Regions from separate parts of the Homo sapiens genome. Here region 1 is linked to region 2. The links are chromatin contacts, found by Hi-C or POLR2A ChIA-PET in ENCODE. All regions are on one chromosome and are shown on one strand. Each heading gives the region's core, a stretch centred on a gene start or an enhancer-like site at or near the end of the contact. The rest is flanking DNA. Distances are from core to core; before and after follow the strand shown. Region 1 holds the start of UHRF1 (ubiquitin like with PHD and ring finger domains 1). Region 2 holds the start of DAPK3 (death associated protein kinase 3).

Evidence for each region. Hi-C counts contacts between places; a loop is a spot of excess contacts on that map. ChIA-PET counts read pairs that join two places held with the same protein, here RNA polymerase II (POLR2A). Pooled maps may share reads with other maps.
Region 1: a loop to region 2 is called in a pooled map, with 3 times the contacts of the local background. The contact joins the promoter of UHRF1 here to the promoter of DAPK3 in region 2. A Hi-C loop is called at or near these places in 5 of 50 pooled maps. POLR2A ChIA-PET finds 5 or more read pairs at or near these places in 3 of 52 experiments (T-cell, activated CD4-positive, alpha-beta T cell and activated CD8-positive, alpha-beta memory T cell).

The regions. Positions count from the first base shown.
Region 1 is chr19:4,907,693-4,914,269 of GRCh38, forward strand. UHRF1 (ubiquitin like with PHD and ring finger domains 1) reads left to right here and starts at 1,809. Exons shown (of 17, transcript NM_001048201.3): 1 at 1,809-1,963; 2 at 3,184-3,346. The coding sequence starts at 3,194. It also overlaps a transcript of ARRDC5 not described here. RefSeq lists an enhancer at 842-1,748 and silencers at 1,568-1,647, 2,148-2,667.
Region 2 is chr19:3,965,434-3,972,530 of GRCh38, forward strand. It overlaps DAPK3 (death associated protein kinase 3), which reads right to left and starts at 5,666. Exons shown (of 9, transcript NM_001348.3): 1 at 5,488-5,666; 2 at 4,241-4,396. The coding sequence starts at 4,302. RefSeq lists enhancers at 4,088-4,717, 4,718-5,349 and silencers at 4,238-4,532, 5,521-5,650.

The DNA of each region.
Region 1 (6,577 bases), core at 559-3,058, 940 kb after region 2:
CTTGGCCTGATCTTTTTTTTTTTTTTTTTTTTTTTTTGAGACTGAGTTTTGCTTTTGTTGCCCAGGCTGGAGTGCAATGGCGCGATCTTGGCTCACCACAACCTCTGCCTCCTGGGTTCAAGCGATTCTCCTGCCTCAGCCTCCCGAGTAGCTGGGATTACAGACATGTGCCACCACGCCAGGCTAATTTTGTGTTTTTAGTAGAAACGGGGTTTCTCCATGTTAGTCAGGCTGGTCTCGAACTCCTGACCTCAGGTGATCTGCCTGCCTCGGCCTCCCAAAGTGCTGGGATTACAGGTGTGAGCCAACGCGCCCGGCCCTTGGCCTGATCATTGTAAAGCCTGCTTCCACTTTCCCATCTCCTTTGACTTTGACCTTTTGTATCCCTTTTTCACTTATTAGGACCTTTTAAGGACATTGTGCCCACCTGGATCACCCAGGAGACGCTCCCCAACTCAAAATCATTAACTGAATCACACCTGCAAAGTTGCAAAGTCCTTTTAGCTGTGTAAGGCACTGTATTCACAGATCCTGGGGGCGAGGACGTGGGGGTCTAGAGACGCATATCTTCGGGGGCCATGATCTGTCTCCTATATTAGGGACATAGCAGAAGTCCCACTGACCAGATAGAGGAGACTTAATAGAGTGACGAAGAAACTGTAAAAAGCTAAGTGGGAACTCAACATTTTTCTGCTCACAGCTCTCAAGGGAAAGACCAAAGTCCTCCCCGGTGGCCTTCAAGGTATTATATATCACCCCTCTGACCTCAACTCCCCCTCCCCTTTGCTCAGTGGGCCCCAACCACACCAGCCCCTTCCTGCTCCCTGGACACCTCTAAGCCTTTTCCGGCCTCTGGGTTTGACTTTCCCTCCTAGACCCATCTGTCCTTGGAGTCTCATCTCCGATTCCAGCTCAAATGTCATCTTCTCTGAGAGGCCCACCGCAGTGGCCCCAGTGAGAGAGTATCCTCTCTCCCCGCCTCCCACCACATGGCTGCTGGTCACTCTCCTATAAGGAATCATCTGAAATTATCTGCTTTAGTTATTCATTTCTTGCCTGTCTCCCCCAGATAGGAATTTTCCCTCCCTGAGACCACCAACTGGGTCTGCCATGTACACCGCTGGGTTCTGCAGCTCTGAGCAACCTGTCCGGCTGCTTTGTAGGTGCCCAGCACAGGTCACTCCTGTGCCCGCCAGGACTGGTCAGAGTGGAACAGACAGGGCGGAGGGGGCAGGGCAGCCCTGCCCGCCTGGACAGCCTGGAGAAGGCGGGAAAACGAGGCGGGAAAAGACAGCAAACAAGCCCTGCGGGTGGGTAGAGTGGGGAGCCCTGGCAGGCCCTGACGCCAGGCAGTGGGGCTTGGGGCGATCGGGCGAGCCATCAGGGTGCAGGTGGTCTCCTAGGGGCCCCCCACATTCCCTCGCAGTATTTACACATTGATTCCGGCCTTCTTAGACCTACTGGTCAATGCGTGCGAGTGGGGGGCTGCGAACGGACTTGGACTTAAGAGTTCAGGGGGTCTGTACCCTGGGGGTCCCCAAGGCTCCTGGGGTGTCCACGTGCGGGGGGTGACCAGGCCCTGCCACGCAGCCCCTTTGCACGCTGGGCGCGCCCAGCAGAGCGCGCAGGGCTGGGCGGAGCCGTGGCCCACTAGGCGGAGGCGCCGTGGACAGAGGCGGGGGCGCCCCCCACCCTCTTTCTCGCTTCCCGCCACTGCGTCGGCCAATCAGGAGGCAGGCGCCCGCCCCCGGCACGGCCTCCTGCGGCCCCGCAACTCCCAAATGCCGAGTTTTCGCGGGAAAAAAATCAGAGCAGCTGGCAGCGCGGCGGGCAGCGTTTGCCGAGCGGGCGCTCCGGGTCGCACGCAAGTCCGCGCGGGGTCCGGGCCACGCACGCGGTTTCATCGCCATCCCCAGCCGGGCCACGCGCGCAGGCAGACAAGCTGTTCGCGGCGACCGGAGAGGTGAGCGGGCGGGCCGGGTCGGGGTGCCAGCCCGGGCCGGGCGCACGGGGCTCGGGAACTTTGCAAAACTTTCCCGCGCGGCCAGCCCGGGCGCACGCATGTCCCGCACTCTGTCCCGGGATCCAGGGCCTCCCCTTCCACCTAACCCTCGGGAATCGTTCCCCGGCACACATCCGGCTGGAGCCGGGACCAGCGCTGCGTCCCCGGAGCCCGGCGGGGGGTCGAGCGCGCCGGGTGGGGGAGGGCCTGGCGAGCCGCCGGGGAGGATGTCAGGCTCCGCGCCTGCGCGCGGGGCGCCCCGCGATTCAATTGTCGCGCCCGAGCCCGATTTCGCGCGCCCTGAGTTCCCCGGGAGCATCTGGGCCAATGGGGAGCGAGCGGGGCGGGGCGGCCGGGTGCTGCGGAGCCAATAAGAGGCGGCTCAAGTGAAGGGGGGCGGGACTTGACGAGCGGGGGCCCCCTCTGTAGTCCCGGCGGCGGGGGTGGGCGTGGGCTCGCTGGCGCGACCCGCGCGGGCCAGTGGGAGTGCGGGAGGGACGCCGAGGGTCCAGGGTTTGGAGGGGCGCGAGCTGCCGGGGGTTGGAGGTCGAGGTGAGTCGCGGGGCGCGCGCGCTCGCGGGTGGCCGGGACGGGGCGGCCGGTTACCATGGCCACCGCGGGGCGGGCCCGGTCGCGCACGCGCGCGGGGGGGGCCGGCAAGGAGGGGGGGCGTGGGCACCGAGGGGTCCCGGGGTCCGCGGATCTCGGGTGGGGTTTTTCCCTCTCAGTGGCACTTGGTTGAGTTCCCCCGGGACTTCTGAAGTTCCGGCCCGCGCTGGACTTCTGGGATTCCCTCTTCCGTAAATAGGAATCCGAGGAATGAATGAATCAATGAATGAATGAATAAACGAACCAACTCGGCCACTTGGCCCGGGCCTCCTTTCTCCTCTGGTCGTGGGGAAGGAGGGATGGGTTGGACCTTCTGCTTTTCTTTCAATTCCCTCTTTTCATTCTCCTTCCTCCTCAATCTTCAACACTTGGCTAGTCGTTAATGCCTTAAGTGCTTAATTTGTTGTGTCTGGTCCTGGCCAGGGTCTGGCTGTACAGGAGGACTGGAAGGGCATCCTGGGAGTTTCCTGGTGTCCACAGGCCGGACAAAAGCAACCCCGACTCCTTAGAGCATGGCATGGCTCAGAGGTGCTGGTAAAACTGATGGGGGTTTTTGCTGTCCCTCCCCTCAGCGCCGACACCATGTGGATCCAGGTTCGGACCATGGACGGGAGGCAGACCCACACGGTGGACTCGCTGTCCAGGCTGACCAAGGTGGAGGAGCTGAGGCGGAAGATCCAGGAGCTGTTCCACGTGGAGCCAGGCCTGCAGAGGCTGTTCTACAGGGGCAAACAGGTACACCCGCCGCCAGCACCTTTGTTCTATGCCTGGTCCAGGCCTCGCGCCTCTGCAGCCACCAGCCGATACTTTCTCCCTCCCACCTCCCCCCCCAACAACCTCGTCCGGTCCCACTTCATCTCTCCCGGAAGGAGAAGTCCACAGAAACCTCAAATGCCTGCGAGAGGAAGGAACAAAGGGAGGACTCACAGATTGACACGCTGGGCTGGCGGCTGGCCCTCGAATCTATAGGGTCTGGGCTTTTAAACTTCTTTTTTCAAAGCTCCGCCTCAAAATAATGGCTAGAGAAAGAAGTTTTGGAGGTGGCCGATGGAAGGCTGAGGAATTTTCGAGAAAGGGCCCAGGACCATCTGGTAGCTAGGACGGAGGGGACCAGGTTTTCTTTTTTAAACATCCACCACCAATTGCTCTCAGCCTGTACCGGTTAAGCATCAGACCCTGCGAGTGTTTGTTTCTAAAAATTTGGATTAGCTTATTCAGAGTCTGGAGATGGCGCTTGCTAATCAGGAATTTCCGCCACCCTGAGCCTGCTGTGCTGCGGCTGCTGCTGACCTGGGGCGTGTGGTCCCCGAGGGGTCCACCGACCCTCGTCTCTTTCTCTGTTCTGTCTCCAGCCCCTCGTTGCATTTAAAATGTCCCCCTTTGATTTCATAGCTGCCACGTTTGGGGCGCTCCCTCCATTGGCACCTGGGGGTGGAGGTGCTACTTTGGTTGGTGTTTTTGTGGGGGACTGTGGGACCTACTGGGAGTGGGGTTTCCCGGCAGGATGAGACAGTGTGATCGAAGGTGTAGGTCCCATCTGCTGGAGTTGGTTGGACCGTGGGGACGGGCGTAGACTACTGGAACTGGATTAAAAGTCGTCAGTTGAGCTGCGTGTACCCCACTGTGTTGTTGTTGGATTTTGAACCGGGTACTGCTGCCATCTGGTGTCTAGGTTGGAAAATAAACACTGCGCCCGGCCAGGGGTTTTTGGGGGCTGGGAGGATCATGCCTGCTCACTCCAGATGAGACCTGATGATTAATTTCTCTGGCTTGCATGCCATAGGAGACCTTCATTAGCCCTCTTCCCGTAAGAGACGTGATGACTTGAGTCTTAAGAATCTGAGTTAACCCGCCCTGCCCCGGGAGGAGGCGATCTGGAGAACTTGGGGAGTTGACGGTGCAAGCCGCGTGTGTGCAGAGAAGAGGCAGGGCCGGGCTCGACAGAGGAGCTCCGCCTGGCGCTCTCTTCCTCCCTCCTCCTATGATGCGTGCTCCCTTTGTGGCATCCAAACTGATTTTGATTTGCCACTCAGCCTATTGGGTCAGCACAGAAGGCTTCATTTCACAAAGAGTTTCTGAAGCCTGCAAGGACCTTCTAAGTTCACAGCGTAGGTCAGTGGCGGGTTGGACTCTCATGCTCCCAAGTTCAGGAGAGGAGATAATGCTGAGTATCCACTCTATGCCAGCCACCGAGCTAGCATTTTAACTTTTGCATTTCAACCATGCAGGAATGGGAAAACACCTAGACACACCTGCCATGTAGATTTCACCATCGGTATTCTGACTTATTAGGTTTATCTTGAAGCGCTCTGTCTTTCTCTCTGCCCGCCAATCCATCTTTTTGGGATGCATTTCAAAGTAAGTTGCAGACACCAGTCCACCTTTCCCTTATTACTGCAGCACACCGTCAGTACCTAGAGCTCAGTATTTGTTTTTGGTTCTGTTTTCATTGATTTTTTTTGTTGTTGTTCCTATTTGAGACAGGATCTCACTCTGCCCAGGCTGTGTTGCAGTGGCACGATCACAGCTCACTATAGCCTCAGCTTCCTGGGCTCAAGCAATCCTCCAGCCTCAGCCTCCCAAGTAGCTAGGACTATAGGCATGCACCACCATGCCTGGCTAGTTTTTGTATCTTTTGTAGAGATGGGGTCTTATTATATTGCCCAGGGTGGTCTCCTGGGCTCAAGTGACCCTCCTGCCTTGGCCTCTCAAAGTTTTGGGGTTACAGGCGTGAGCTACAGTGCCGGACCTAAAAGCTTTGTCTATAGTGAAACAGATGTTAGACAGACTGAATAATTTTGACAAATGTCTACATCCATGCAACCCAAAACCCCTATCTCCCCTCATTTGTAACATAATACTTGAGTCATACAATAGTGTCTGTCACATTTCTAAGTTTAGTGTGACAATGACAGGAACACGTATGTTAATTAGACATGTACATTGTGCTTTTTTTTTTTTTTTTTTGAGATGGAGTTTCATTCTTGTTGCCCAGGCTGGAGTGCAGTGGCTCGATCTGGGCTCACTGCAACCTTCATCTCCCAAGTTCAAGCGATCCTCCTGCCTTAGCCTCCCAAGTAGCTGGGATTACAGTCACCCACCACCACGCCTGATTAATTTTTTGTATTTTTAGTAGAGACGGAGTTTCACCATGTTGGCCAGGCTGGTCTTGAACTCCTGACCTCAGGTGATCCACCTACCTCCGTCTCCCAAAGTGCTGGGATTACAGGTGTGAACCACTGCACCCAGCCACGTACATTGTGCTTTTAATTGTCAGGATGTCCGCAGTGATGACACCTGGCCCTAGCCTTGCCGGAACTCACCCGGACTGAACAGGGAGCTGGGATTGGAACCTGGGATTTTGGTTTCTGAGACTGGGCTCTCAACACTGAATTTCGTCTCCCAGGTCAGCTCTGGTAGTTATGAAAAGATTCAGTGTTCCTGTGTAACCTTCATAACCGCCTCTTAGTTCCCTTACCCTGTGGCTGTTTCCCATGCAGTAGCTTTTTTTTTTTTTTTTTTTTTTGGAGACAGTTTCGCTCTTATTGCCCAAGGTGGAGTGCAATTGCGTGATCTCGGCTTACCTCAACCTCCACCTCCTGGGTTCCAGCGATTCTTCTGCCTCAGCCTCCCGAGTAGCTGGGATTACAGGTGTGCGCCACCATGCGCAGCTAATTTTTTTTGTATTTTTAGTAGAGATGGGGTTTCTCCATGTTGGTCAGGCTGGTCTCGAACTCCCGACCTCAGGTGATTCACACCCCCCTCCCCCACCTTGGCCTCCCAAAGTGCTGGGATTAGAGGTGTGAACCGTCGCATCCGGCCCCCATGCAGTAGCTTTTAAGAGATCGTGTCGTTGCTTCTGTCTTCCGGGCCACAGAGAGGTGATGCAGTTTCCCCACTTGCATGGCTGGGAAAGTGAGCTGGCAGCAGGGAGGTTTGGACAGTGGCGGGAAGGCGGGACAGAGG
Region 2 (7,097 bases), core at 4,416-6,915:
TGGTGAAACCCTGTCTCTACCAAAAATACAAAAAATTAGCTGGGTGTGGTGGCGGGTGCCTGTAATCCCAGCTACTTGGGAGGCTGAGGCAGGAGAATCGCTTGAACCTGGGAGGCAGAGGTTGCAGTGAACTGAGATTGTGCCACTGTACTCCAGCCTGGGCAACGTAGCAAGATCCTGCCTCAAAAAAATAAAAAGTGCAAGGCAAGTGCCAGATCCGCTTTTTTTGTTTTTGTTTTGTTTTGTCTTGAGACAGGGTCTGGCCCTGTTGCTCAGGCTGGAATGCAGTGGTTCAGTCATGGCTCACTGCAGCCTTGACCTCCTGGGCTCGGGCAATCCTCCTGCCTCAGCCTCTCAAGCAGCTGGGACTACAGGCACATACCACCACACCCAATTAATTTTTTTTTCTTTTTGTAAGGATGAGGTCTCACTATGTTGCCCACGCTGGTCTCGAACTCCTGGGCTCAAGTGATCCCTCCCAAGTAGGTGGGACTACAGGAACACACTACCACACCTGATTTATTTATTTTTTGTAGAGACAGGGTCTTGCCGTATTGCCCAGGCTGCTTTGGAACTCCTGGCCTCAAGAGATCCTCCCACTCCCCCACCCCAAGTGTTGGCAGTACAGGTGGAGCCGCTACATCTGGCCAGTATCCGCATTTTAAAGAAACCAAGGCTGAGAAAAGGAAAGCAACTAGCCCAAGGTCATGCAGTCAGTCAGTGGCGGGAGGATTCAAACCTTCAAACCAGGTGCTGCAGGCTCCAGAGCCCAGGTGCTCTAACAGGAAGCAGACAGCTGCTGCTGGGTACCGGGTTCCTGCGTGCCTACCTCCCGGCTCCACGCTGTCTCCTGCTAACAGACCCAGCTGTCCCAGGGCAGCCTTTGCCGCTCACTCTCAGTCTGTGGGACTCAGTGGCCCAGGAAAGGGGTGGAAGGGGACACGACTGGACCTGGGCAAGCAGAAAACCACGCCTTCCAGCCCAAAGAGACCGGTCCAGTCCACAGGGCTCTGAACGCCTGCTGGGAAGAGAGGATCTCTCTCTCCCTCTGCTGGGCTTGGATCCAGGCTCGCGGCAGGGGCCACCACGTAGAAGGCTACCTAAGAAGCCTGCCTAAGAACAGACCAGGCCAGGAGAGGGGAGCCACCAGGCACTGCGGGTGGCACATAAGCCCCGTCATTCACTCTGCCAGGGCGCCTCCTCCATGCTGGAGTGGACTTCGGCCCCGGGGACACAGGGCACCATATGCACCAGCACCCAGTCACACCTGCGGCCGCTGCACACCTGGACAACCTGGTTCTGTAAACCACGCCTTTCCCTGTTTTGCTATTGCCAACCAGATTTCAGGTTCTGCCACTGAGTCCTCCTACAGCAACAGCAGACCACAGCCGCCCACCTCCAGACAGCCCCCGGTCTCACTGGCCACAGACTTGCTCCTTAGAGGCAAGGCCACTGGCAGGCTCTCAGTTCCTCTACGGAATGTGAAACGTGCCTCATCTCCCCAGCCGGGAAAGAAACTCCCCAAGAGCTGAGCCCACCCTCTTCGCTTCTCTGTAACTTCCCCAGCCCCCAGCGCAGGTGGGGGCACAGCAAGCCCTCCTCAGTGATGGTCTCAGGTGTCACTCCCAACCCACTTCCTAAGTGCCTGCCACAACCCAGACACGACCCAAGCGTGGCCTACACACCGACAATTTCTACTGATAGAGTTCATGATGTTTAAAAATGCGGGCTGGGAAGCCGGGCACAGTGGCTCACGCCTGTAATCCCAGCACTTTGGGAGGCAAAAGCGTGCAGATCACGATGTCAGGAGTTCAAGACTAGCCTGACCAACATAGTGAAAGCCACGTCTCTACTAAAAATACAAAAACATTAGCCGGGCGTGCTGGCAGGCATCTATAATCCCAGCTACTCGGGAGGCTGAGGCAAGGAGAATCGCTTGAACCTGGGAGACGGAGGTTGCAGTGAGCTGAGATTGCGGCATTGCACTCCAGCCCGGGCGACACTGCAAGACTCCGTCTCAAAAAAAAAGTGTGGGCTGGGGCCAGGCACAGTGGCTCACACCTGTAATCCCAGCACTTTGGGAGGCAGAGGCGGGCAGATCATTTGAGGTCAGGAGTTCAAGACCAGCCTGGCCAACATGGCAAAACCCCGTCTCTACTAAAAATACAAAAATTAGCTGAGCACGTTGGTGGGCGCCTGTAATTCCAGCTACTTGGAAGGCTGAAGCAGGAGAATCACTTGAACCCGGGAGGCGAAGATTGCAGTGAGCCAAGATGGCACCACTGCACTCCAGTCTCGGCAACAGAGCCAGACACCGTCTCAAACAAACAAACAAAAATTGCTACATTCTGGGCCTTCATCTTGCACTTCATGTATCTCTGAGAATGTTCCAGACCACTACCTGAAGCAGTGCCGTCAGAACAGCAGACACTGGCCACCCAGAGCTGTCAAACCCGTGAGGTGTGGCCAGTCCCGAGAAAAACTGCGACATGAAATACACACCAGACCTCCAAGGCTTCACGGCAAAAACAGAAGGCTAAATACTTTTTTTAAAATTATGAATTTCTGTTTGTTTGAGAGATGGGGGTCAACTTATGTTGCCCAGGCTAGTCTTGAAGTCCTGGGCTCAAGCGATCCTCCCGCCTTGGCCTCCCAAAGCGCTAGAATTACAGGCGGAAGCCGCCGCACCTGGCCCTGCCTGGTTCTTTTTACAAGCTGCATCCTATTCCAGCCCTGATGCAGTGGTTTGGGGAAGGCCATTTAAGAGGCTGCTGTTCCCAGCGGGGTGCGGTGGCTCACGCCTGTGATCCCAGCACTTTGGGAGGCCGAGGCAGGTGAATCACCTGAGGTCAGTAGTTCGAGACCAGCCTGGCCAACATGGTGAAATCCTGTCTCTACTAAAAATACAAAAATTAGCCAGGGGTGGTGGCGGGCTCCTGTAATCCCAGCTACTCGGGAGGCTAGGCTGGAGGCCGAGGCTGCAATGAGTCGAGATCGCATCACTGCACTCCAGCCTGGGCGACAGAATGAGATAGTGTCAAGGAAAAAAAAAAAAGGCTGTTATTCTGGTAAACGTTCTAGCAACTACCCCAGTCTTAAGTCATTCCATCCATGTATGTACAGTTTTCCAATGAATTAATTCCTAGAGGTGAAATCGGCGAGTTAAAAGAAATTTGGCTGAATTTTGCTGACTTTTGCCAAACGACCCCTAGCAGGAGGGGTCAACACTGAAGCATGAGAAGGGGGAGGAGGGAGCATGCTTTCTCTGCCACTAACGAGGAAATTCCTGAAGGAGGGACCTCAGGATCCCAAAAGAGCCTGCAGCACTCTCCCTAGCCTGACACAGAGCTCACTTATTTACATTCCCTTCTGGTGACATCATGGGGAGGCTCCAGGGAGGCTGGCCAGTAGCAAACTCACCAAATAAGGCTGGAGGCTCTACAAAAGGAGGCAGGGCCTAGTGGTGCCTGGCTAGTCTGGAGGGGGTGGGGCCCCAGGGGGACCCTCCAAGGCCCAGACAGGCAGGAAATCAGCTGCCTCCCTGGAAGAGGAAACCTCTGCTTTTTCCCACAAGCATGTTAAACAATTGACCGAGGTTTGGGCCCAGCTGGGAGACACGCCCCTCCCTCCCCCCACTTTAAACATCCAAGAGCTGGGCAAAAAAACTAAAGTGCCTCCCACAAAAGAGGATTAACACAGGGAGATTTTTTTTTTTTTAAATAAATGGGGTTTCACTCTGTTGCCCAGGCTACAGTGCAGTGGCACGATCATAGCTCACTGCAGCCTCCTCCAACTCCTGGGCTCAAGCCATCCTCCCGTCTCAGCTTCCCTAGTAGCTGGGACTACAGGCATGAGCTACCACACCTGGTTAATTTTTTTTCATTTTTATTTTTTGTAGGGATGGAGTCTTGCTATGTTGCCCAGGCAGAAGACACATCTTTTAATAACAAAAGCAGCTGGCATCTGTTGCTCTGGTGCCCCATGCCAGGCACGGTCTTGGCTGCTGTAACGGCTCAATTACTTTTCTCCCCACAGGAAACACACAGAGGATTCCCAAGCAGGAATTCACAGCCGGGGCTGTCTGACTCCACGGCCCAAATTCGTTCCCCCACCGCATGATACTGACTCATTCCTTCTCAGCATACAGGATAAAGAACAGGAAAGGAGAGCTGCTGTTCAGAAAACCCCACAGCGCCTCTCTCCTATCCCTGGAGCCCAGCCGTGCGGGCAGACAGCTCACCTGCCCAGCTCCTCCCCCATCTCATAATGGTCCTCCACGTCCTCCTGCCTGAACGTGGACATGGCGGCCGGTCCGCCTTCCAGCAGCTTCCACTCCAGGGAAAGTGCAGTCACCGCAGCCTGGAGATAGGACCTCAGGAGTCCCCTAATGGCAACCCTGGAGAAGACAGGGAAAGACAGAAGTGAGGAACTGAGACACCACCCTTTTCTCCTAGATTAATGGACAGACCTGTCCAGCAAACACAAGCCTCCCACCTCTCCACTCTGAAGCTCCAAACTCGACAAAAAGAGGTGCTGTGTTTACTGGGCTGGGTCCTGTCATGTCACCTCTTAGAGCCCCATAACCACTCAAAAGTTTGGTAACAGCCCCACTGGGCCACCTTCACCCCGCAAAACTCTCTCCAGACACATAATTCTGATTTCCCCGACGCTGCCTGCGTCTTTTTTTGCCTCTCACTCCTAGACTTCTCTCAACCTGCTCAGCCAAAATCCCCCACCATTCCTGCACGTTCTCCTCAACCTCAAATCCCAGGGCTACCTTACTCCCTGGCCAATGTCTTAACGAAGTTCTCAAGTCTACTTCTTTTGTTGTTGGTGTTGTTGTTTTTTGAGAAGGAGTCTCGCTCTGTCGCCCTGGCTGGAGTGCAGTGGTGCAATCATGGCTCACTGCAGCCTGGAACTCCAAGGCTCAAGCGATCGTCCCAGGCCTCCCAAAGTGCTGCCATTCCGATCAAAATTCCCAAGTTACTACCTTAACCCCTCCTGGTCCTTGCCCTCGGCAGGTCTCTTAAGACCCTCATCGATGGAACACCCCCGCCCACCCCCAACCATCTCTGACTCCCTCCAATTCTGAATTTTCCAAGAACCGGACGACGCCTTCCACGCTCCTGAAAGCCCACTTTGCCTCCCTCCCCCGCTGACCTCCACTGTCCTCGCAAGATTAACCTCTTCCTCCACGCTCCATGTATCAAAGTCCCCCAACCGCCGTCTCCCCTACCCCCCAAAACGGGCCGCCAAAAAGGGCCCCATCTGAGTCTCCTCCACCGTCCTCTGCCCCTTCTCGCCCGCAATCTCCGCACAAGCCCCTAGGCAGACCCCAGTGGCTCCCTTTGCAGAACCTCCCCCCGCCCCCAAGGCCTTGCCCATCCCTAAGGCTCCGCTCCAGCATCCCTGGGGCCGCTACGCCCCTCGCACGCCCGGCCGAGCCCTTTCCCCGGCCCGGTCACCCAGATGGGTCCCCAAACCTACCAGCTCCTCAGATTCTCTCCCTCCCTCGTCCTCCGCGGGCCCCCGAAGCGCCGCTCTGGCCCCACCCAGCCCTCCAGCCTCGGCCCGAGCCCGCTCTTTACCCTCCGCAGCCCGGAGAATACGGCCGGCGCCGCCGCGCTGGCCACCGCCGCCGCCTCCAGAAGCCCCGCGCCCCTGCCGCCGCGACGCGCCTGCGCCGACGTCACCGCACCCGCCAGTGCCCACCCCCGGGAAACGAACCCCGCCGCCTATTGGCCGGTGCGCCCGCCGCTCGTGCCGCACCTCGACGTCCCGCCCCCAGCTGCCTTTTCGGCACCCACACCCGGATGCAGCCTCACCACTGGCTGAACACTCGCCATCCCTGATTTCATTGGCTGCAGTCGACGCTGGTCAAGCGGACGGAAAAAAGGCCGACTTCCGGTCCCTTCATCGCCCCGCCCGCCTCTCCTCTGACCCAGGTGCTGAAGCTGCGAGAAGTGAGGCTGAAGCCCTGCATCCCGCTTCCTGCCTTCCTGGAGCACCGGTTGGGCGAATGGATGGCTCACCTGTGGCCGAGCGCGCCTGGCAGCTCCTGGAGTGGACCCTGGGACTGCTTTAGTCCCTATGTGGCAGTTTCCTCCACTGAAAACTGTTACCCACATTCTAAATACTTAAAATGCAAATGAGGTCAATCTGGGGTTGTCATACACAGGGTCCCTCTTCGTCTCAAAATAGAGGGTAACAGCAAGCATTTTATTGAGACATAGTATGTGCCAACTGACAACACTGGGAGGTATCAGGTTTGTTTTTTTTTTAATTTTATTTTTTGAGACAGGGTCTCACTCTGTCACCCAGGCAGGAGTGCAGCGGCGGTATCCAGCTCACTGCAACCTCCACCTCCCGGGTTCAAACGATTCTCGTGCCTCAGCCTCCCAAGTAGCTGGGATTACAGGTGCCCATCACCACGCCCGGCTAATTTTTGTATTTTTAGTAGAGACGGGGTTTCACCATGTTGCCCAGGCTGGTCTCGAACTCCTAAGCTCAGGTGATCCGGCACCTCAGCTTTCCAAAGTGCTGAGATTACAGGCGTGAGCCATTGCGCCCGGCCTAAATTCATTTTTTATTATTATTTTGAGACGGAGTCTCGCTCTGTCACCCAGGCTGGAGTACACTGGCACAATCTCGGCTCACTGCAAGCTCCACCTCCCAGGTTCACGCCATTCTCCTGCCTCAGCCTCCCGAATAGCTGGGACTACAGGCGCCCGTCACCACGCCCAGCTAATTTTTTGTATTTATTAGTAGAGACAGGGTTTCACCGTGTTAGCCAGGATGGTCTCGATCTCCTGACCTCCTGATCCGCCCGCCTCGGCCTCCCAAAGTGCAGGAATTACAGGCATGAGCCACCTTGCCCAGCCTTTTTTTTTTTTTTTTTTTTTTTTTGAGACAGTCTCCTTCTATCGTCCAGGCTGGAACGCAGTGGTGAGATCTGGGCTCACTGCAATCTCTGCCTCCTGGGTTCAAGCGATTCTCCTGCCTCAGCCTCCCGAGTAGCTGGGACTACAGGTGCACGCCACCACTCCCAGCTGATTTTTGTATTTTTAGTAGACGCAGGGTTTCACCATGTTGGCCAG